Linked DNA regions of Homo sapiens: all the other regions are linked to region 1. Evidence: chromatin contacts called from ENCODE Hi-C or POLR2A ChIA-PET data. All regions are on one chromosome and are shown on one strand. The core of a region is the stretch at or near the end of the contact, and the rest is flanking DNA. Distances in the headings are between cores, read along the strand shown. Region 1 holds the start of ENTREP2 (endosomal transmembrane epsin interactor 2). Region 2 holds the start of LCIIAR (lung cancer immune cell infiltration associated lncRNA). Region 3 overlaps ENTREP2 (endosomal transmembrane epsin interactor 2). Region 4 has its middle 39 kb from the start of LCIIAR.

Evidence for each region. A loop is a pair of places that touch in the nucleus more often than their neighbours do. ChIA-PET counts read pairs that join two places held with the same protein, here RNA polymerase II (POLR2A). Pooled maps may share reads with other maps.
Region 2: a loop to region 1 is called in a pooled map, with 2.1 times the contacts of the local background. The contact joins the promoter of LCIIAR here to the promoter of ENTREP2 in region 1. A Hi-C loop is called at or near these places in 1 of 168 maps with a recorded cell type or tissue (dorsolateral prefrontal cortex) and 1 of 50 pooled maps. POLR2A ChIA-PET finds 5 or more read pairs at or near these places in 2 of 52 experiments (Caco-2 and OCI-LY7).
Region 3: a loop to region 1 is called in a map of left cardiac atrium, with 2.4 times the contacts of the local background. The contact joins the enhancer-like site here to the promoter of ENTREP2 in region 1. A Hi-C loop is called at or near these places in 1 of 168 maps with a recorded cell type or tissue (left cardiac atrium) and 1 of 50 pooled maps. POLR2A ChIA-PET finds 5 or more read pairs at or near these places in 2 of 52 experiments (OCI-LY7 and WTC11).
Region 4: a map of Caco-2 shows a loop between it and region 1 (2.6-fold over the local background). The contact joins the enhancer-like site here to the promoter of ENTREP2 in region 1. A Hi-C loop is called at or near these places in 5 of 168 maps with a recorded cell type or tissue (CD14-positive monocyte, Caco-2, IMR-90 and 1 more) and 2 of 50 pooled maps. POLR2A ChIA-PET finds 5 or more read pairs at or near these places in 2 of 52 experiments (H1 and HEK293T).

What each region holds. Positions count from the first base shown.
Region 1 is chr15:29,568,177-29,574,014 of GRCh38, forward strand. It overlaps ENTREP2 (endosomal transmembrane epsin interactor 2), which reads right to left and starts at 2,803. Exons shown (of 11, transcript NM_015307.2): 1 at 2,329-2,803. The coding sequence starts at 2,547.
Region 2 is chr15:29,671,685-29,677,522 of GRCh38, forward strand. LCIIAR (lung cancer immune cell infiltration associated lncRNA) reads left to right here and starts at 3,251. Exons shown (of 2, transcript NR_135221.1): 1 at 3,251-3,842; 2 at 5,492-5,838. It also overlaps a transcript of ENTREP2 not described here. RefSeq lists enhancers at 3,664-4,194, 4,195-4,725.
Region 3 is chr15:29,467,543-29,473,380 of GRCh38, forward strand. The region is part of intron 1 of ENTREP2 (endosomal transmembrane epsin interactor 2); the gene reads right to left. Among named protein-coding and RNA genes, the nearest start is that of ENTREP2, 100 kb to the right of the region's middle. Within about 2 kb of position 3,454, at least 5 of the 41 ENCODE cell types and tissues checked have a DNase peak (open chromatin) inside an H3K27ac peak, as active enhancers do.
Region 4 is chr15:29,633,071-29,638,908 of GRCh38, forward strand. It overlaps a transcript of ENTREP2 not described here. Among named protein-coding and RNA genes, the nearest start is that of LCIIAR, 39 kb to the right of the region's middle. Within about 2 kb of position 3,306, at least 3 of the 41 ENCODE cell types and tissues checked have a DNase peak (open chromatin) inside an H3K27ac peak, as active enhancers do.

The DNA of each region.
Region 1 (5,838 bases), core at 1,553-4,052:
TTTCAAGGTGCTTGCAGCAAAGTAAGTTTGAAGACAGAAAATAAGCCCATGAAAAAACAGACAGGAGGGTGGGAGATGGAGGACTCAGGACAGAAGTCATCTTATAATCTCCAAAATGTAAGCAGAGTGTGCTGTGTTCATTGTTGATCCCCAGACCCTAGAGTAATGTCCATACATAGGAGAACTGTGTGGAATTGCTCAGAATCATAGGAAGCTAGAACTAACAGGTTATAGGTCGGGCACAGTGGCTCAAGCTTGTAATCTCAGTGCTTTGGGAGGCTGAGGCAGGAGCATCCCTTGAGATAAGGAGTTTGAGTTTGAATCCAGCCTGGGCAACATAACGAGACCCCATCTCTTAAAAAAAAAATGTTTTTAGTATTAGCCAGGCATGGTGGTACACACCTGTAGTCCTAGCTACTTGCAAGGCAGAGGCAGGAGGATCGCTTCAGCCCAGCAGTTCCAGGCTGCCGTGAGCTATGATAGTGTCACTGCACTCCAGCCTGGGCAAAAGAGCGAGATCCTGCCTCTTAAGGCAAAAAAAAAAAAAAAAAAAAAAAAAGAATAGGTTAGAGCTGTTGAAGAGAATAACACTGCAAAAGCAAACTGAATTAACTGTTTTACACATTTATTTAACTCTTTAAACTAAAATGTAGGGGATGATGTGCATTTTTCACATAAATAAGCTTTTCTACTGTGTCCAATTAATGTTTTCCCCTTTAGGTTTATTATTAAAAGGCAGTTCTCTCTCCACACCCTTGGGAACCCAAGGCTAAACCAGGAAGGGCGGGCTCAGGGAGGAGCCAGGAAGTGGAGCTAATTCACCAGTCTGCCACCTGTAGGCTGGTTCCAGCAGACTTAAACCTCAGTGCCCGCTAGACAGACATGAAAACAATGCATATTAAATAATGGTAAAAACTGAGCAATAGATGTGTGAAAACTATATAGAGAGGGGCATTTAAATCATGGCTCCCGTGTGCTTGCCTCCAACCTCCTCTCTTTTCTTTGAATACTCCCAGCTATGACCACACAGTCTGTTGTTCCTATTCAGCTCTCCAAGGCTCACCCTTGATCTAAAATACGCTTCGAAAATTAATACTCCCATTAGGATGAACAACCACACCTGTATCGATCGAGGTGTTCCAGAGGCAATTTTGCTCAGATCTTATGGTAAAAGCCATGCAATGAACTTAAAAAACAAAGACCATTATGAAATAAACAAATAAGCAAAGCTGGACGAATTTTTCAAATTTTAAAACTCAAGAACAAATAGCAAACATTAGTTTTAAAGGATTGGTTTGGATTTCTGTAGATGGAAGTAAAACATACTGAGTTTACAAGCCTATGCGATGTATTTCAGCACGATCCACCAAATGCAGTTACAGATGTCAAGAGTTCTCAGAACAAGTGCCTCTCTTCATAAATATCTGCTCTGCATATATATCTCTCCCATTCCCATAACGTCCATTCTTTGTTAATATAGGAAAAAAACCGACTTTCATCAAAATGCTACAAAACGCCAAAAATTAACTCTTGGGGACAGTCACTTTAATCGAGACGTCTTTCTTCTATGGAGATTTGTTCACCACTGGCTTCTCTGATTTGGTGGTTAAGAGTCTGAAAATCGGTCATCCTTAAGGTCTGGAGCTCAGAAAGCACGCCGCCCCCCCTTGCCTGCCCCCTGCCCCAGGACGCCGGATGCGGGTCGCCTGCCCAGTCCCGTCGCCCACAAACCACGCCGTTCTGGGCGGACGCGGGAAACCAGAAGTCCCCGAAGCCAAGTCAGCGAGCGACCACAGGGGCCGCCCGGCCGATCCCCGATATCCGGGCTGACCCAAAACCCGACGGGAGGCGCCCCTCCCCCGCCCCCCCACCCCACCCCCCACCCCCACCGCCCCCGGTCAGGGCCGCCGCGAGGGTGAGAGGCGCGCCCACATGCTGCTCCGCTCCGGGTTCGGCTCCCACCTCCTCGCCTCGGCCGCGGCCGCTCGGATGGCGAGGTCGTGTCCCCGGCGCGCGCGGTCCCCGGCGCTCCCTCCGGCCGCTGCGGGCTCGGAGGACGGCGGGCGCCTGGCTGCTGTTTCCTCCAAGAAAAGTAACTCCGGGAATCAGCGCAATAGGAGCGGGAACGCGATGCTCCGAGAGCGGCGAGCCGGGCCCTGGAGTTATTCTGCTCGGAGTTTCGAACTGCGCCCCGCGCTGCAGCTACTCGGCCCCGGCGTTGGCCGCCGGAACTTGCCGCCCGCGGTGGCGTCCCGGCGGCCGCAGCGCCTAGCCCCCCCGGCCCGCGCAGTCCCCGGAGCCCGTCCCCGCCTGGTCGCGGACACTCACCGAGAAGCCTGCCCAGAAGGGGCAGGAGTGGCGGACGCGGGCCGAGGTGGTGAGCGCCAGCGCGGCGAAGCTGACTGCCACGATGAGGCATCCGAGCGCCATCTGCGTGGCCCCGAGCGCCAGCACGATGCGGGAGCGGCCCGGGCACTCGCGCAGGCGGGACAGGCTGCGGGGCAGCGCGGCGGGACGCGGCGCTCGGGGGCCGCCGGCCGGAGGCATCGCGCCGGGCGCCCGCACGCCTCGCCCGCTCCCGCCCGGCCCGGCGCGCGCCGCCGCCTCTCCTCACAGAGGGTCCGAGGCAAGTTGCGCCGGGTGCAGGGACGGCCTCCCAGCCGGCTGCCAGGGCTGCGGCGGCCGCGCGCCGGGAGCGGGCCGGGCCGGGCGGGGAGCCGGGCGCCCGCAGCCCCCGCCGGTGCCCGCGCCCATGCCGCCGCCGCCGCGCCGCCCGCCCGCCGGCCGCGCCGCGCTGCGCCCTCCCCCGCCCGCCCCGCGCGCTCCCCGGCCCGAGCGCGGGCGCGAGCCGCCGCCGCTGCTGCCGTACCGGGCGCGAGCCGCTGCCGTCCCCGGGCGCGAGCCCCGCCGCCGTGCGCTGGGCCCCAGCTGGGGCGGGAGCGGGAGCCGGGACCCGGGAGCCGGGAGAGGGGCGGGGAAGGCGCAGGTGCGGTCCTGGCGTCCCAGCCTCCGCGCTCACGCCTCGCGCCCTGGCGGCTGCAGGTCTGCGGAAGGAGAGCGGGGGCGGCAGCGCATCAAGGGCAACGGCATCAGCCTCCGCGGCGGAGCCCTGGGTCGGCTGCGCGGAGGGGCCCGATAGCGGCAGCGGGCCAGCCGAGCCTTCAGAGCCTGGGGACGGCTCGGGATGGGCGCGCGGGGCGCTGAGGACGGGGAGACGGGCTGGGAGCAGACAGGAGGGAAATTCCGAGCGCTGGGCCGCAGGTGTGGCGAACAGGAGCCTCTTGAATGCAAAAATCCAAGATCCAAGATGCTGCTTTTCTGCAGTTCGAGAATCTCCCAAGCCATCCGCTGAGAGAACTCAGCTCTGGAGGACATTCCGAGAACATTGCCAGGACACACACGATGTCCCTTACCCACCTTTGGTTTGCATGCTTTTGATACAAGTTAAAAGTTTGGGCTTTAAAAAAAAATTGCACAAAACGAATTTAAATGCGCAATATCATTAATAACCGATTAAACCATCTCCACTCCCTCTTGCCAACATAGAGTTTAAAATATCTAAGTACTGGCTCCCTTGGAATACCGGGAAATCCTGCAAGTTTTGATTGCCATAATTCCTTTGTGGCCCTGTTGATGAGCCAACTTTAAGACTCTGCTTGTGTTGAAAAGGGCTGCATTGACAGATTAAGAGATCACCAGCGTTAGGGAGTCTGAAGGGACCAGACGTGAAAAGGCAAAGTTCAGAGTAATAAAGGGAAACGGCCGGTCATTTCCTGAGACCATTCTTCCGTGTCTTTCTAGCAGACCTTACTGTTGGATGAGAAACGCTAGAGAGTGTAGTCCCAAAATATCTCGGTTGCTGGTGCTTGAAATTTCACCGTTAGAGATATTGATTCCTTTGGGGCTTGACGATCCTCTATTAAAATGCAAATTCCCCTTGAAGGGGCTATAGCTCAAGCCTTTATCAGCCAACACTTTAGCAGGGATGGGATTTATTTTCCAATTTAACGAGATGGCCAAGGGATGAACAGGGGGTAGGGAATTCCACAGATAGAGTGACTGATCTCAAAATGCTGGCCCGTGGCCAAACGCTGCCTTCTCCCCCAGTTCTTATCTTTAACAGGACTAAGCCTCTGGCCGGCATTGTTTAAAGCACTCCAGTACAAATTCCAATTTCCTGGAGACATTTTCTGCCTAGAAGTTCGCAGTGCAGCACTTTTTAAGAGCTTGAAACAATACAAGGCATGACCCTGGACTGGCAGGAAGTTATGTTCGCATTTGATCATCTCCCCCATTCATTCATTCATTCATTCATCCGTTCATTCATTCCTCCAACAAAAGTTCATAAAGAGCTCTCTAATCATAAGGCTTTTTTTTTTTTTACGTTCTTAGGGTACATCAGTGAACAAAACAGACAAAAATCCCTGCCTTTAAGGGATTCAGAGAGAAACACACAATAGCCTAACAAATTAGTGAATTACAGTTTATTGACATTGTATACTATTCAAAAAATAGTATACACCCACTATGTGCCAGGCACTGAAGATCGAAGAATGAGTTGCAAGCCCCCTGTACTCAGAGAACTTTCGGTCTAGTGGGAAGACTGGCGGCACACTGGGTTCAGTGTTATGGAGACTACACAGTGCCCCCCCAACCCCACCCCCACCAAAAAAAAGGAATCAGATGATAAGGAGATTTGAAAAGAGTTTTCTGACCACAATACCAAAAATGGGTTGAGGGGTGCCCAAGTGAAAGAGTGTTCAGAGGCTGTTACTGTCAGCTGGCAAGAGGTGATAGTGTTTTGGATTAAAGTGGGGTTAGTGGAGATGTCGAGAATTGGGTGTGTTTGGGAGATGTTTCGGAGGTGTCAGTGATGAATTAAACAGAAGGGGGAGCCAGTTGGTGACCTCCAGTGATCTCCCATTTATGAATGAGAGATGCTTCCAAAATATATGTGAATTGATTTGTTTTATTTATTTATTTAAGAAAGGTACGGAAAGAGAGCTCCAAGCAATACAGCAGGAGATTTTGGTGAAGGTGGGTTAGGAGAGGGATCTACTTTCGCTGTAAAATTTCGTTTGCATCCAAAGGGAGAGACTGATCTAGAAATTAAACTTACTTCACATTTCTATCAATGAAAAAGCAGTTTTGTTGATAAAATGAAAACTTTAGACAAATAAATTTAACAGAGTTTACTTAAACAATGAACAATTCATGAATAAGGCAGCCCTCAGAATCATAAGAGGTTCAGAGAACTCCACTCTGCCATGTGGGCAGTGAGTATGTATAGACAGAAAAAGATTGAAGAAAGTAGAAATGAGGAACAAAAAGCAGATTAGTTGTTTCAAAGTTACTTTCCCCATAATGGTTAAAACGGAACTTCCTTATCATGTCTGCTCAAACTGGCCTTTCTGGATATTTGTCTATTCTCTCTCTTCTTTCTCTCTCTCTCTTCTCTCTCTCTCCCCCCCTCTCTCTCTCCCTCTCTCTCTCTCTCTTTCTCTCTGTGTCTGTCTTTCCCCCACCCCTCTTCCTCTCCTTCTCCTGATTTCTCATAAAGTCAGCTAAACAACCGAGTTTCAGCTTGGTGGATTAGGACTTTAGCATGACTGACTCCATTTTAATTTGGTCTGTTGGTGGGAGCTCTGTCCAAATCAATGGCCTCCAAAAATTTTTATTTCATACTATGTTTTACAGAATTTTTTAATCCTGTTGTATTAAATGCAACAGCCAAAGTTACCTTGATGAACACTTGCAATTTGGAGATATAAATAGGGAGATAAAAGTAGTTAAAGTGAGTTGATTTCATGGGAGTGAATCATAAAGAAAGAAAGGAAA
Region 2 (5,838 bases), core at 2,001-4,500, 100 kb after region 1:
CTTTATTAAGAAAAGAAACCTTTTAACATAAAAATTGGCTCCAGATCTGAGCCACTCATTTCCCCTGAACCTCTCTGGGGTCCTTGTGGGCTTTCTGTTTGGACAGGTGATCCCAGCGATTCTCCCAGCTTCAGAGGCTGAGAGGCTGTGATCCCCATCAAAGGCAGCACATGCCACAGTGTCCCCCAAGGAGCCCCCGTCTGCCTTGAATTCCACCTACAGTGGCACAGAATTGGCAGTGGGCACAGCTGGCTGCCATGGCTTCCAGGGGCTGGAAGGAGACGGTTTACTGCAGGGATTCTTTTTTTGTTTGTTTGTTTGAAACAGCATCTCACTCTGTCGCCCAGGCTGGAGTGCAGTGGCGCCATCTTGGCTCACTGCAACCTCTGCCTCCTGGGTTCAAATGATTTTCATGCCTCAGCCTCCCGAGTAGCTGGGATTACAGGCACACACCACCATACCCGGCTAATTTTTTTTATTTTTAGTAGAGAGGAGGTTTTGCCATGTTGGCCAGGCTGATCTCAAACTACTGGCCTCAAGTGATTCACCCGCCTTGGCCTCCCAAAGTGCTAGGATTACAGGCATGAGCCACCGCGCCCGGTTTACTACAGGGATTCTTATCCAAGGGCCTATGGATCCCACAATGGCATGTACAATTTTTATTTTTAAGGTCTTCTTTTCTGAGGAAATCAGTTGTCCAATTTTCAAATGGGTCCTTGACTACCCTCAAAGGTTAAAAATGATTTCCAGGTGAAAAATAAAGAAAAACACTGTTGCATTCTCTATTTTTTTTTTCTAAAAGTCAAATCAAGTATGGGAAATTCCAGTTATCCAGGGTGCCTCAACCAGGGAGCTTCTGGCTGCTTGAACATGGAGTCACCACACACGGTCCATGTGTAATTGCCCAATGGGCTCTCCATACCCACTGCCTAGACAGAGCCGATTTATCAAGACAGGGGAATTGCAGTCGAGAGTTTAATTCACGCAGAGCCGGCTGCACAGGAGACTGGAGTTTTATTACTACTCAAACCAGTCTCCCTGAAAACTTGGGGATCTGGGTTTTTAAGGATAATTTGGTGGGTTGGGGGGGTTGGAAAATGGGGAATGCTGATTGGTTGGGTAGAAGATAAAATTGTTGCTGGAAAGGGGTCCCAATCCAGACACCAGGAAAGGGTTCTTGGATCTCACGCAAGAAAGAATTCAGGGCAAGTCCATCAAGTTGGTGACTCCATAGGCAGGGCAGTGGCATGAGCTGCTCGAGGGAGTATACTTAGTTACTTCTTGATTATATGCTAAACAAGCGGTGGATTATACACGAGTTTTCCAGGAAAGGGGAAGGCAATTCCAGGAACTGAAGGTTACTCCCTCTTTTAGACCATAGGGGGTAACTTCTGGACGTTGCCATGGCATTTGTGAACCGTAATGGTGCTGGTAGGAGTGTCTTTTAGCATGCTAAACATTATAATTAGAGTATAATAAGCAGTGAGGATGACCACAGCTCATTATACTCTAATTATTAAAAGACGTCGCCATCTTGGTTTTGGTGGGTTTTGGCCAGCTTCTTTACCACATCCTGTTTTATCAGCAAGGTCTTTATGACCTGTATCTTGTACTGACCTCTTACCTCATCCTGTGACTAAGAATGCCTAACCTCCTGGGGATGCAGCCCAGCAGGTCTCAGCCTTATTTCACCCAGCCCCTACTCAAGATGGAGTCGCTGTGGTTCAAACACCTCTGACAAAATCACGGAAAGTCGAAGCTGTCCTCTTTTGCTGAATCAGTTCCTGGGTAGAGGCCACAGGATCCCATGTGGTGCCAGCTGATCATCGATCATCATGTGCAGGGTCTACAAATCATCTCAAGCACTGATCTTAGGCCTTACCATAGTGAGTTTATTCTCAGGAGCAATTTGGGATGGCTCAGAATCTTGGAGTCTCCAGATGCATGACTCCTAAACCCTAATTTCTAACCTTACAGCTAATTTGTTAGTCCTGCAAAGGCAGTGTAGTCCCCAGGCAAGAAGGGAGTTTGTTTTGGGAAAGGGCTGTTATTGTTTTTGTTTCAAAGCAAAACAATAAACCAAGTTCCTCCCAAAGTTAGTTCATGCCCAGGAATGACAAGGACAGCTTGGGGGTTGGAAGCAAGATGGAGTCAGTTAGGTGAGATCTCTTTCACTGTCATAGTTGTCTGTTATAATTTTGCAAAGGCAGATCTACCATTTCTCTGAAGGTTGAGTTTGGGATGTGGTAGCCTTTGAGTACCCGTCCTGTTGCTGTGTGTGTGTTCAGGGCAATCCAGGAAATCTGGAGAAACCAGAGTGTGTGGTCCCCCTTCCCCATTTCTCTAGTGGATCAGGTAGGAGGGTGACTGAGGAAATGTGTCCTGGGATACTTCCTGCCTCCCAGGGTGTGTGGGACTCAGCCCTTCCCCAGCCTGCAGAGGATGGGGGGGGGGGGGGGCTTTGCCAGCAGTCAAGTCCTGTGCCCCAGGGGACCAGGAAGCCTGTATCAACTCCTCGCTACCCCAGCCAGAAGCAGCAAACGCTCCACCCTGTCCTGCTGCCTGATGGGCAGAGTTGTTTTTTTTGTTTTTGTTTTTGTTTTCAGACACAGTCTCATTCTGTCGCCCAGGCTGGAGTGCAGTGGCGCAATCTCAGCTCACTGCAACATCTGCCTTCCAGGCTCAAGCGATTCTCCTGCCTCAGCCTCCCGAGTAGCTGGGACTACAGGTGCCCGCCACCATGCCCAGCTAATTTTTGTATTTTTAGTTGAGACGGGGTTTCACCATGTTGGCCAGGATGTTCTCGAACCCCTGACCTCGTGATCCGCCCGCCTCGGCCTCCCAAAGTGCCGGGATTACAGGCGTGAGCCACCGCGCCCGGCTTGAGCACAGACTTTTAATCAGATTTTTTCTTTCTTTAAATTCCTGTGAGACCAGCCGCCTGAGGGATTAAGAATATCGAGGGATGGAAGGGAGAGTAAAAGAACGGGCACTTTTCCCTAGGGAAAAGGAGGCATGCCGGGGGGGCGGAGGGAAGGAGGGGGTGTGGAGGAGGGAAGGAGGGAAAAGGGGGAGGGAGGAGAGGGAGGAGGGGGCGCGGAGGAAGGGGCGGGCTTCCCCCTGCCGGCCTCCCTTCCTTCCCCGCTGCCTCCGCCTCTCGCACTAGCGCCCCGCACCTGTGGCGCCCCTGCTCCGCCCAGTCCCGCGGCCTCCTCGCCCCTAGTCCCCGGCGCTCCCCGCCCCTTCCCGTGGGATCCGCCCCTCCGCCAGCCCCGCTGGCTTCCCCTCTCCGCCACCCCGGACTCAGAACCTCCCCTCCCCCGCCGGGGCCTGGGCGCGCCTGCCCTTCGCTCCCCGACCTCCTGCTGCAGCTCTGGGCCCCTCGGCCGCTCCCTCCCCTCCTCCCTTGCTCACCCCACGGTTGGCCGCGGATCTCCAGCACGCCGCCCCAGTCCTCGGCGTCCCGCAGCGCCTGCCAGGGTCGCCGAGCCTCCCCTGCCTCCTGGCCGCCTCTGCAGTGCCGTCCTCCCGGGGCTGGCTCTCTCCCCAGGCCCCCGCTTTGGCCACCCAGGCACTTTCCGCCCTGAGCGTGGCAGCTGCTGCCGGGGGTCCTGGGACCGCGGGATGGGAACTCCCACGCAGCGTCCCACAGGCTCCTGGCCGCCGCGAGCCCGCGCGACTCGCACGAGCATGTCCACCCGCAGCGAGGGGCCGGTCACTGCTACGGAGCCCGCCAGAAGGCAAAGCCCCAGACAGCAAATAGGGAGGCGGCTGGCACCCAGGGAGGCCGAGGCGGGAGGATCGCTGGAGCCCAGGAGTTCGAGACCTGCCTTGGCAACATAGTAAGACGCCCCCCCACCCCCCGCCCACCATCTCTACAATAAATTTAAGAATTAGCCTGGCATAGTGGCGCGCGCCTGTGGTCCCAGCACTTCGGGGAGGCTGAGGTGGGAAGATCACCTGCGCCCAGGACGGTCGAGGCTGCAGTAAGCCGAGATCGCGCCACTGCACTCCAGCCTGGGCGACAGAGCCCAGACCCCGTAACAAAGCAAAAATGAAGGAGGCGGCGGTTTACTTCTGGAATAACTGCAGAAGATCATCAAGTGCAGGGAGCTGTGGAACTCCCGGGCGCCCAGCCCTCGGCGCCCCTGCACCCTCAGCCGTAGAGCTGGGGTGTTCCGGCCCGGAGGGATAGGGGTTTGCAGGGTGCGTGAGCGCCGAGGCTGCCCGCGAGGCGAGAGAATTGCGGGGGGAGGCAGGGAGGCCGACGGGGAGGGCCTGGGAGGCTGCACGCGCAGCGGGGACCCGGCTTTGTCCCGAGCAGTTTCCAGGTAAGAGCTGAGAGGAGGGGAGGGAGGGAGAGGAGGAGAACCAGGCCCGGATTTTCCCGCCTGGGGTCAAACCAAAGCAAACAAACCAAAGTGGTGTGTCCAAAGTGATGCGCCTCACAGGTGCCTTGCTTCTGCCCCTGCCGGAGTTGAGGTTTGGAGGAAGGGCACTGTGCTGAGTCCCAGCGGGGGTTTTGTAAATGCTGCGGTATTGGTCTCTCACGGTTCACGGAGCAATCACCACACTTGCTTGACCTCCTGGAAAGCCTTACTCTCTTTTTATAATTAAAAACAATTTTTTTTGGCCGGGTGCGGTGGCTCATGCCTGTAATCCCAGCACTTTGGGAGGCCCAGGCCGGCGGATCACCTGAGGTCGGGAGTCGGAGACCAGCCTGACCGACGTGGAGAAACCCCATCTCTACTAAAAATACAAAATTAGCCGGGCGTGGTGGTGCATGCCTGTAATCCTAGCTACTCAGGAGGCTGAGGCAGAAGAATTGCTTGAACCCAGGAGGCGGAGGTTGCAAGTGAGCCAAGATTGCGCCATTGCACTCCAGCCTGGGCAACAAGAGCGAAACTCTTGTCTCAAAAAAAAAAAAGAAAAAATTTTTTTTTAGCGACAGGGGTCTCACTATGTAGGCCAGGCTAGTCTCAAACTCCTGGGCTCAAGTGTTCCTCCAGCCTTGGCCTCCCAAAATGTTGGGATTACAGACATGAGTCACCGAGCCCAGCCAGCCTTACTGTTCAGAATGATGTCACATCTTTGTGGACTGTTGAAAATAAGGTTGTCTTCCTCAGTCTCCTAGAAGCCCCAAAATAGCCATGCAGATGTCCAAGCAGTTCTGGTTTGATTATCAAGGAGCATGTGTAAAATAGCTACGTGTGAATGGGGTCTCTGCAAATGGAAACTGGCGGGGGAGGCTCAGGACTCTTAAGAGGTCTGCAGGAGAAAGTGCATAATGAACACACACCCATGGCCTCTCCCCATGTGCCAGGGCATCCTCCCACACAGGCCGAAAGTGCTCTGCAGAACAAAGTGCTTTTGGTCCACAAAACGCCTCCCAGCTCTTGCCTGCAAAGGGAAGAAAGGATAGCTGAGAATCATGAAGCAGAATGCCGGGAGATTTATGGAAACCCCCTCTGATAGCTCAATCTAATTGCAGCTCCCTCCAGCGTGCCAAATGCTGCTAATGGACAGCCGCTCCTGCCGCTCTGATGTTGCTAGACCTCCTCAGCACTCAGCCCAAGGCAGCCAGGAAGAATGAACGAATGGTGATTCAGAGGGAAAGGAGGAAGCTGCGTGGCATTTCAGAGATACTTATTTTAAAACTGCTGGTGGCCATGTCTTCTTTTCATATCAGAGCTAATGAGTTTTGATATGTGAACATTTCTTCTCCTTCATAGGTAATGTGTTGATTTGGCACTTTAATCTTAGAATAATCATTTCTAAAACCAACCCAACTGCTTTTCTTTACAATTTTGGCCTTAGCAAACAGATGAGTCCGTTGAC
Region 3 (5,838 bases), core at 2,204-4,703, 100 kb before region 1:
GATGCTTTTGAAGGCTGCAGTGCTTTGTGGTTGGGCTGTCCTAGTTATAGGCCCTTCCAAGGCTGTGTCAAAGAGATTCAATGCACAGAGACCACCCGGTGAAACTACCACATCCCCCTGCTTTCATCACATCACTCCTTAGAGGAACACACGTTACTCTGAGGAAGTTGAACATCCGTAGCCCAATTAAGACCATCTATGGCCAGGCACAGAAGGCAGTGTCCAGCTCTGTTCCCCTTCCAGACTGGCCTTTCTGCAGCATGACTTACCAGCCTTCAATCACACTCTGTTTCTGCTCCCCTGTGCCTAACTTGGGGTACCCACAACCCACTGCCCTTCTCTGTTATCCACTGGATGAAAGCCACCCAGCAATCATGGCTAGCTCCAGCTCTGCCCCTCCCTGAAGCCTCTTCTGATTGTTCCTGCCTCCAGATGCCAAACAAACCGCTGCCTAAAGACCTTGCACCACAGCACAAGGCTCACAGCTCTTTCTCCTGCAAGTGGATGGTACGTGCCGGACAGAAGACAAGCTGCTTGAAAGCAAGATCATCATGCATTGTTTTTATTCCCCCAAAGAACCTAGGACAGTGTTTCCAATACTGGGAGCACCCTCCTTCCAACAGTGATCGACTGTAAAGCCATAAATATTTCTAAATGTATACTGAACATAATTAAGAAATTCCAAGACAGCAAATATTCATTTTATAAGCTGGTTCTGGGGGTGGGATCTAACTTGCATCACTAGACCACCAATGGTACCTAAATGTGAATGATTAAGAAAAGACAGGCTGGGCATGGTGGCTCATGCCTGTAATCCTAGCACTTTGGGAGGCCAGGGTGGGCAGATCACTTGAGGTCCAGAGATCGAGACCAGCCTGGCGAACATAGTGAAACCTCGTCTCCACTAAAAATACAAAAATTAGGCGGGGTGGTGGCGCATGCCTGTAATCCCAGCTACTTGGGAGGCTGAGGCAGGCGAATCGCTTGAACCCAGGAGGCAGAGATTGCAGTGAGCCGAGATTGCCCCATTGTACTCCAGCCTGCGCAACGAGAGCAAAACTCCATCTCAAAAAAAAAAAAAAAAAGCAAGACAGATAATCCAAATGAACATTTGCAGGGTTGATTAAACTAATTAAATCTTTAATAGTGTCTGAAGTTGCTTTTCAATTATTAATTTGGATGCATTTTTGTTAAACTTCTGAATATGATTTTAAAATATAGTTCTAATCATTAGCCAACACATACATTTTTAACAATTATATGATAATTAAATCTGTTTTGAAACTGTTGAAAATTTTCTTATGTAACCCCAGTTTTCAGGGCTTCAAGCAACTGTGGAGCTACAAAAAAAATATATTAATATGATTTTTTAAAAAGTTCTTCCAACGTTAAGGTAACACACACAAAACCTGCACAAAGGCCACCAGAGCAGCCCCATGCAGCCAAATGCAGTGGCCTTTCTTCCCTAGGGCTCCGGCTTAGGATAAGGCTGGAAGAGCATCCGAGGTGGTTCCACCCCATCCCGATAGCCCCCTTCCAGAAATGCTGACACATGCAACATCCACCAATGGATGAACCTCGAGGACATGGTGCTGAGGGAAATACGCCAGTCACAGAGGACAAATCCTGCAAGATTCTGCTTCTTTTTTGTTTTGTTTTGTTTGTTTGTTTGTTTGAGACAGAGTTTCGCTCTGTCGCCCAGGCTGGAGTACAGTGGCGTGATCTGGGCTCACTGCAAGCTCCGCCTCTTGGGTTCAAGCAATTCTCCTGCCTCAGCCTCCTGGGTAGCTGGAATTACAGGCGCACGCCACCACGCCCAGCTAATTTTTGTATTTTTAGTAGAGACAGGGTTTCACCATGTTGGCCAGGCTGGTCTCGAACTACTGACCTCCAGTGATCCACCTGCCTTGGCCTCCCAAAGTGCTAGGATTACAGGCATGAGCCACCACTCCCAGCCGCATGACTGCACTTCTATGCAGTACCTGGAGTAGTCAGATTCACAGAGAAGTAGAGTGGTGGTTGCCATGGCGGGGGAGGGGAAATAGGGAGTTGGTGTTGAATGACTACAGAGTTTCAGCTTGGGAAGGTGAAAACGTTATAGAGATGGATGGTGGTGATGGCTGAGCAACAGTGTGAACGCACTCAATGCCACTGAGTTGTACACTTCAACATGGTTAAGAGGATCAGTTTCACATATGTGTATTTTACCACAATTAAACATTTTTTAATAAATTAATTTTTTTTAAAAAGCCTCCCTTCCAGCTCCAAAGGCTACCTTTGAGACAGCCTCCTGGAAGGGACCCAGCAGGTCCCCCGTAAGACTCTGATTAAAGTTGTAAACTGCCACCTCCATATTTCTATCTATAGTTGAATTTTCTTTACCACTAAAGAAGTACTTTTGTCTCCTTTTCCACATTCAGTGCCCCTGGGTCATCAAAAGTAAGAGCTAAAAGCACTGATTTTTTGACAAGCAAGCCACAGATTCAATATCATGTATGTTCAACACAGCCTTGAAAACCGCAGAATAGATTTCTTTAAATCACTAAAAGGAGCCTAAGACAAGATCAAAGAATGGATCCCAAATTAACTGAAAACCTTCACACACATACCACAGACAGTCACGGCGTGTGTGTGAACACGGGCAGGATCCAGCAAAGCCACTCAAGATTGGCAGAGGGGCTGCTCGGTGCCCCCCACTGCCACGTTTGTTCTATGTGTGGTTGAGCATCCGGAGGGTCCTGAGGCAGTGCCAGCCCACTGAGGTCACAGGTGAAGCCCACAGGTCCTGGGCCCTGCCAAGGGCTACAGGACACTCATCAATCAGCAGGTGAGAGTACATTTACCTGCTTCGTCTCGGGGAGCCTCCTGCCAGCTCCCTTGCAAACTTCATTCACCTCACGCCTCCCTCCTTCCTGCCAAGTTCACCTCTGTTGCAATCCAGGGCAGGCAAATACTCGTCACTCGGACAACCAGGGCCCATCCTTCACCGCGGCTGCCGCTACTAATCAACCATATGGTCTTTTCCAGGGAAGCCCAGACGCACTTCGAAATCCTTCCCAGTCCTACAAACGCTGCCGGAAGCCACAATCAACTGACAAGCACTGGCAGACAAGGTGATGCGTGTGACTCTTCCACAGCATCCTGACAGTGGCCAGCTCGGGGCTCATGAGCCTGAAGGACGCTCTGCCTTCAAGACGTCTGACATGAGACAGTCCCTCAAAGATATGCTAGCCCTGACAGTGAGCAGTTCCTCCTTGATTCTCTTCCTAGATTAATTTTTTGTTTAATTGGTAATTAATGTTCATTCCTTAATACCAAGTCACAATTAAAAATTGCTCAAGTCACAGTCATTTGACAAACGTCATGCCTTGTTTCACATTAGCAACCACTATTACAGGTGATCTCACTAGACCAACTCAAAATACTGGCTATGGCTCGAAGTGACTCTGCTAAGTAAACAGAGGTGGGGCATTGGAATCACTCCACATTTTCCTGCCGACTCCTGAATTCATTAAGCAGAGCTCAGCCCAATGCACTGGTTTTTTATAGTGCCCCACACAGCCCCAGAGGATCTAGGGGACATTGATGGTCCTGGGTGGGGAGTTGCTAAGTGGAGAGGGTTGTAATGCCTGGGCCCCACCTTCATCCAGATCAACTCCATTTTCACATACTGAGCTTCCTCATAAGATTTCATTGGTAGAAAAGGCTCCATCACTAAGAGTAAAAACGTTTCCCAACTGTTGGCTAATGCATTGTGCAGAGAGTGAATGTGCACATAGAAAAAGCTCCAAGAAGGACTTCTGACCACACAGCGGCCCCTCGAGCTGCAGGGGCAGCCAGCATGGACTGGGATGTGCTACAAATAGAAAGTGAGGGCACAGGTGGCTGAGAATAGGCACAGGAGAGAACAGAAAGACAAGCACAGAAAACAGAGAGACCCCGGGAGGCGCCGGGATAACAGAGAGGCAGAACAGCGGCTACAAAGTGGCAGGAAGGGCTGGCAGATCCCTAGGAATAAAGGGAGTAGCAAAGCTCCAAGCAAATGCTCACCAGAGCCCATATGCCCATCATAACCCACACGGCAGCACGGGGGCCAAGGGCCACAAAAGGCAATGCACGCATACACCGGGGTAATACGTAAGCCCCGCACCCGCCAGTAGGACAGCACACCTCTGGTGCAAAGGCCCTGGGTGTTTCTTTGAAAACAATTAGTCACACTGATCTACAACACATTGTTTCTCAATCTTTTTTCTACCTCATGCCTTCTTCTGAAAAAGAAGATTCTGAACAAGCTGCAGGCAGCCCACATGCACACGTGGAGATTTGGGGGCCCTGATCCAGCAGCCCCGGGAGAATCAGAACCTGCAGTCCACATGCACAACTCTCTGATTCAAGATCAATGCTGACAGTGGTCACCCAAGGAGGAGTGGCCCTGAGGGCTGGGGTGGAGCAGAGGGTGGAACACAGCAGCACGCGGTGGGGGCCCAGAAGGGCTGGGCCAAGCAACAGGGCAGTGGGCCCCCACAAGCTGGGGAGAGGAGCACCCCAAAACAATCTTCCCCCAAGAAATGCAAAGCAGGAATCATCATGAGGCCTCAATGTGCTCATGTTACAGAACAAAGCTCTCCTGATGGTGTTGCCTTTGTTACCTTGTCTCCAACTCTGGGGACGCTTAAATGCTGAAGCCAGGCCTGTCATGCAATTCACCCAGCATCAGCAGGGACAATTCAGGAAGAGGTGGCACCAGGAGGAAAACAGCTCTGGAAGGGCAGGTCTCGATAATCAAAACCCACCTTAAAAATGGCATCATGATGAACTGTTCAGACAAGGCAGCTCTGGCTTCAGTGTGTTAATATTAAATATTTTATACACACACACAACACACAACACACACACACACACACACACACACACACACACACACACACACATATAAATTTGAGACGGAGTCTCGCTCTGTTGCCCAGGCTGGAGTGCAATGGCGCAATCTCGGCTCACTGCAACCTCCGCCTCCTGGGTTCAAGCAATTCTCCTGCCTCAGCCTCCCAAGTAGCTGGGATTACAGGCTCCCCCCACCACGCCCAGCTAATTTTTGTATGTTTAGTAGAGATGAGGTTTCACCATGTTGGCCAGGCTGGTCTCTAACTCCTGACCTCATGTGATCCATCTGCCTTGGCCTCCCAAAGTGCTGAGATTACAGGTGTGAGCCACTGCACCCGGCCTATAATCAATTATATTATAAGTTATTTTATAAATTAGTGTAATAATACATGTGATATAAATACAAGAATCTCCCTTTTATCCATTTTTTAAAGATTTTAGGTTTAAGCATACAAGTACTTACATTTGACTACTAGAAAGAGAATAAAAAATAGATTGTAACTATCTGCTGAAGGATGACAAAACAGCCACTGGCTGGTCAGTACACTCAGTCACCAGAGAAGTCTTCAAAGTAGTCCCAAGAGGCCAGTTAGGAAGGGGGAAAGGAGGCAGGGTAGGTTCTTGAGGGTGGGGGAAGCAGGGGAGGGGCAGCTCACCAGCACTCACTGTACAGCTGGTTTACCTGTTGGACAGGACGGTGTTTTTCCAGCAATCTCACTTGGGAAAGAAGGAGGAGCAGGTGGCCCAGCTTCACCCTATGACAAGTGTGACTTTCTTGCAGCCACACCATACCCAGGCTGCTCCCACCCCCTCCTTTCCCCTCTCTGGCTACAGCTCTGACTAACCCGGGTAACCTGTCCCTGGGCAGCTGGAATGTGCCCTCTTCTATAGCTGAATGTTGGTGTCTCTTTTCCTGGAAAACCATAACACTTCCAACAAAATAAGGAGGCCACCGAG
Region 4 (5,838 bases), core at 2,056-4,555, 65 kb after region 1:
TGCTGAATGAGTAAACTTTTAGTTGGAGGAACATTTCCACTCCAAACTCCCGTGGGAGTAAGTTCTTCAGAAACTGCCTTCAGTGTGCCCCAGGATTCTGTGAAAGTGCAGAGACTGGCACCACCAACTGTCAGCCTTCTCCAGGGCAGGATGACAACATGTGTCAGGTCCCACTGAATTGCCCAAAAGGCTGAATAAGCACATGTACCAGCTTTCCAAGGTCCCCGAGGCTTCAGGGAGAGGGAGGGGTTGGAGGAAATATTGATTCCAACTTTTGAAAGAAAAGAAAATCAACATTAACATCCATAGATCTATAAGATGTATTTTATGTCAAATAATCCATTGTAATTCAATTTACATGTAGGAATATAAAATTGCATTTGATGTTGGGGGGGGCGGGCATTGAAATGTATTTGGTATGACATGGAGTGGAGCCTTCAGTGTTTTTAAAAGGGCCCAGCTGAACCAGGAAAGGAGGGACAAAAATAGAAGGGTGGGGAGGGAAAAGATCAGCTTCAATCAGTTCATGCACAATTTTGCAATCAGAAATGTCAGAAGGAAACTATTTTAGTGTCCACACACTTAAGTTTTGTGAAATGGGGTGAGGGGGCCGGGCACGGTGGCTCACGCCTGTAATCCCAGCACTTTGGGAGGCCGATGTGGGAGGATCACCTGAGCTCGGGAGTTCAACACCAGCCTGGCCAAAATGGTGAAACTGTCTCTACTAAAAATACAAGAATTCACTGGGCGTGGTGACGGGTGCCTGTAATCCCAGCTACTCGGGAGGCTGAGGCGAGAGAATCGCTTGAACCCGGGAGGCGAAGGTTGCAGTGAGTCGAGATCGTGCCTCTGCACTCCAGCCTGGGTGGAGACTTCATCTCAAAAAAAAGAAAAAGAAAAAACGGGGTGGGGGTTTCATGAGGGGCTCACTGCTCGGGGTCTTACCTGGGTTCTGCCAGTGGTGGGGCTGTTACTTTCCACTGGCAGCCACACCAAGCTGGCCACACCTGGCACCTCTGGTGTGGTGGCTGGGGATGCCCTGGAGACGAGGTCTTCAGATGCCCCTTCATGTGCACCAGATGCCAAGTGCCTGCTGTAGGGGAGGGTGGCGGAGACCCTAAGGTTCGGTGTGCAGGAGGATTAGCCGGTTTGCCAGACAAGCTTAGAGCATGTCTTTACCCCACTTGCCCTGTGGGGTAAGGGTAAGAACTGTCACCCTTTGGTGCTGGCTCCTGTGCCAGGACCCCCTCCCAGGACAAGTGCACACGATCCCCTCCCAGCAGAGCTTGGATATAGCCCTGCAACTTGCAGTAGGCTCCGCCCACCTCTTCCCTACAACCCCCACTCCTGTTTGGGGCTGTAAAAGTAGAAAAAAACTCCCATAAAACCCAAAATGCTTTTTCTACTCTCACCCCACAAAAATCAACACAGAAGACTTCTATGGCCAAATGTGCAGGGATTTCTCCCCAAAAATAAACAAGCAATCGGTTCTGCAGTGGACACCAGCTGGGTATCCCCCAATTCAGTTCCAATACTGTCTACCTGGAGAGAGTATCAGATCCCAGAGGGTGAGGGCTCTGTGCCCAAGACTACCCCCCTTCCCAGCCCCGCTAGATACCAGCAACAAGTCCGGGGCCTCCAGAACTCCTGCCTGACTGGCTTCAAGTTGGGGTCCCCATGGCTCCTCTTTTGGTTTGATTAATTTGCTGGAGCAGCTCACATAACTCAGGGGAACACTTAACTTACCTTTAGTGGCTGATCACAAAGGACACAAATGAAGAGATGCACAGGGTGAGGCATGGAAGAGGGAGCACGAAGCTTCTACGCCCTCCCCAGGGACCACCCTCCAAGAAGCTCCCCGTGTTCAGCCATCCAAAAGCTCCTGCCATCCAGCCTCCCGAGTAGCTGGGACTACAGGCGCCTGCCACCACACCCGGCTATTCTTTGTATTTTTAGTAGAGACGGGGTTTCACCGTGTTAGCCAGGATGGTCTCAATCTCCTGACCTCATGATCTGCCCGCCTCGGCCTCCCAAAGTGCTGGTATTACAGGCATGAGCCACCGCACCCGGCCTCCTTAGGGTTTTTATGGAAGCTTCATGACTGATTAAACCACTGGCCATTGGTGATCAACTCAACCTCCACGTTGGGGGGTTGGGCTGAAAGTCCTAACCCTCTAATCCTGCCTAGGTGTTGCTCGTAACCAGCCCCAACCTTCCTAGGTGCTGCCAGCCAGCAGTCAGTTCATTCATGTGCAAAAAGACATCACTGTGTAGTTGCTAAGGATTTCAAGAGTCATGTGCCAGGAAACGGGGTTCACAATATCACAGGGGCCATGCTGGGTCTCCCATGAGCCTGAGACACCCAGCCTCGTCCATAGTGTGCTCAGGAGTCCTGCACTGTAGGGCGGGATGTGCACCCCGTGCATGGGACAGGGGACACAGAGGACACAGAGGAGCTCGGAAGTGTGGCAGGACTAGGCCACGATGACCCATTCTCCTGCCAAGGAATAGCGAGAGAAGGCTCCCCAGGGTGCAGCCACAGCACACCTAGGGGGTCCACGGAAACAGACCCCGTGTAGGCCTCTCCCTGTGAGTTCAGGTCATCTGAGACTGATCATTCAAGCCCCAGCCATGCGCTGTTGATGATGTGAGACCACAGCTTATCCAGGAATCAAAACAGAGGTGTCTGCTCCAGCCACCTGTGATTTATGGGCTTTAATTGCAGACCTGCTCCTGTCTTATAAAATCAGGATGGAGCCTCCACTGCTGAGGCAAGGAAAAGATTTGTCTAAAATATTGGCTGCTGTCGTCGATACTGGGACCTCTTGAGCCAGGTCCCTTCCACATTCTGATGAGGTAAGGCTGCTCTGGAAGAAAAAGCCCTCCAGAACATAAATCTATTTGACAACAAATGTCTCCTTCTCATGGCGAGCCAAATCCCCCTGTGCAGGAGCCAGAGATACAGACACAGAAAAAGAGGAGCTGGTTCAGTCTTCAAGGACAGAAAGAAAGAGAAACTCTGCCTGGTGCTAAAGCAGGCCCTCTTTGCAGCTCATTCCAAGCCTAAACCAGCTCCTGCAACTCTCACCAAAGCTGTAGCTCTTCACGGGGATGGAAAAGCAATCTCGTCGCGTGTGGCCATTGGGATGATTTTCTCCTCCCCTCATGCCTGCTGTGGACGAGGGGCGTTTCCTCACGTCGCAACTGTTGCTTTGGCCAATGGAACGTTAGCAGTTGAGGTGTGGGCAAAGTCCTGGAATGTGCTTGTGCGTACAGTTGGCTCAGCTCCTGGGCTCTGGCCCTTCACCATGAGAACACGTCCAGGTGCTGCTGATCAAAGGAGGAGGAACCCGTGGGGCACATCAGAGGCCGCCCTGCAGCTTAGAGCCCAGTGCAGCTGAGCCCAGTGGCCTGCACAGCTGTGCATGAAGAATGAACATTGGTTGCTACAAGCCACTGAAATTGTGAAGTTGTCTGCTACACAGCAATATTATGCCAGTAGTCCATCACCACATCCAGGACTTTAGAGAAGCAAGACCCTGATACGACGCTCCTGCCACCATCTCAGAATTATCTGAAAAACAACCCTGACACCAACATAATTTTTTCTCTCTCACAAATTCAAATTATATTATTCCCTCAGTCTGTGAGTCAGGGGTTATTTTATTTTTAAAGTTTGCTGCCTCCTCAGTATATGTAATTTGACCCTAATTTTGTAAGACATGAATATAGCTAAATATATTCCAGAGATGAGACTGAAATGCTCAAGATGGTGACAGCAGTATTTCTGGGTTGAGAGATTTAGAGTGACTTATGTTCCACCAAAAACATTTCTATATTTGTTCACATTTTCTATAATGTCATTATTTTATGATCAACTATATATACTTGATTTTTGAACAGATAAAGCTTAACATAAACATGGTTTAAACATAAAGTTTACTCCCCAGAAACTTTGTTCAGAATGTCAAAAACACAGGACAGGAAGATAAGTAAATCCTCATACAGCAGAGTCACTGTTCACCCTGGGAAGGGAGGTAACTGCCAGAAACCCAAACAAAGGGATCCTCAGATGCTGTTGGCCTCTTCTGCTTAGGAACTGATGTCAGAAAATATTTGTCCTTGAGAAAGCCAGCCCCTGATTAAATGTTACTATGCTCTGATACAATGTCAGTAAATCATTTCCAAAACCCCAAACACTGAAATAGTAGGGGGTGGCAATGACCACTTGGGTGATTTCTCACCTGGGAGGACATCATAAAGGTAAAGATGAGCACTGGGGTACAAATGTGCTTGCAATGGGGACATATGCAGTGAGCAGAGAGTGGGGCACACACCTCCCTAGACTCATTTCTCAGAAACACATCAGGTCACCCACTTTCTCTCCAAAAGCAGAAGTCAGATTGAGCTCATGTTCCCTTGTCCATGAATAACTGGATGTGTGAGGTTATGACAGATTTAGAACCTGCCAAAATCAGAGTGAGTGAGAGAGTGAGTGTCCTTCCTGGGCTAGAACATACTCTACTTCTCTGAAGTTGAACAAGATGGAAATTTCATAACCTCAAGGGACAGAGAGAACACTGCCCACTGCAGATGGTAATATTCAGGGGCATCCTCCAGGGTTCCTCAGGTGGGCAGAACCAGAATGGGTCATGGGATGAGAGATCTATTACGGGAACGAGACCTTGCCAGTTGCAGGAGGAGCTAGAGAAGAGAAGGTATGAGAGGGAAGTGTGCAGAGCGGAGGAGTCACCAACTAGCTGGTCTGAGAAATCAAGCTCGTCGCACTGCCAACGCTGGTCCATGAAAGCAGAGGAGACATCTACAGCAAGCTATTTCTTCAGCCAAGCACCTGAAGATGGTCGGAGTTATTGTTGGCCAGGAGGATGCCCCACAGTGAAGAAGACCAAATGGACATGGAGTACAAGGACACGCAGGAGGCTGTGGCACCTCCAAGTGTGTCTGTCACTGCACCTAACTGCGTTGACCTTCAGAGGGTAATGGCTGCTGCCTGCTGATCAGAATTGGCTCAGTCCTTTCTGCAAGGAAGGAAGGGGAAAGGGAAATCAAAAGGAATCTGGCCTTGTCAGTTTCTATGGCGAGGCTCTGCCAGCAAAAAACAGTGGCTATGGGCCAGGCAGCCCAGAGTGCCTGCTGCAGGGCCAGCTCTTCCAGCTAAGGGCTTCTCCACCTCGGCACTGCTGATGTTTCCAGCCCAGTGATCCTTGGTGGTGGGGGTTTATCCTGAACACCACTGGTCTCTATCCACAGGATTCCAAGGGCATAGTCCCTGCAAGTCATAACCAAAACCATCTCCAGACATTGCCAAATGTCCCCAGAGTGGTGGCAGACAAAACCCTGCCAGCTGAGAACCACTGTTTTACCTTCTGCATCTCAGAGTGCTGAATCAAGGTTTAAGAACATAATGAAGCTTATTCAGTCACATTGTGCTCACTAAAAACATTGTTTTAAAAAGTTTTAGTGAGAATAGAAAGGATTTCTGTGCAATTAATAAAAAACAAAGGGCTGGGTGTGGTGGTTCACACCTGTAATCCCAGCAGTTTAGGAGGCTGAAGCAGGAGGATCCCTTCAGGCCAGGAGTTTGAGACTAGCCTAGGTAACATAGCAAGACCCCATCTCTACAAAAGTTTAAAAATTAGCCGGGCGTGGCTGTTGCCTAGCAAGTAAATAAATCCAGTGTTCTATTTTTCTATCACTGTGGCATTCATTGCCTTTCCTTTAACAATTCTGGAGATTCCACTAAGATTGCCTTGTCGATTCTCCTTGTCTGGAGCAGTGGACAGCCCAATCTGAGGAGTGTGAGCCCTCAGCTCAAAG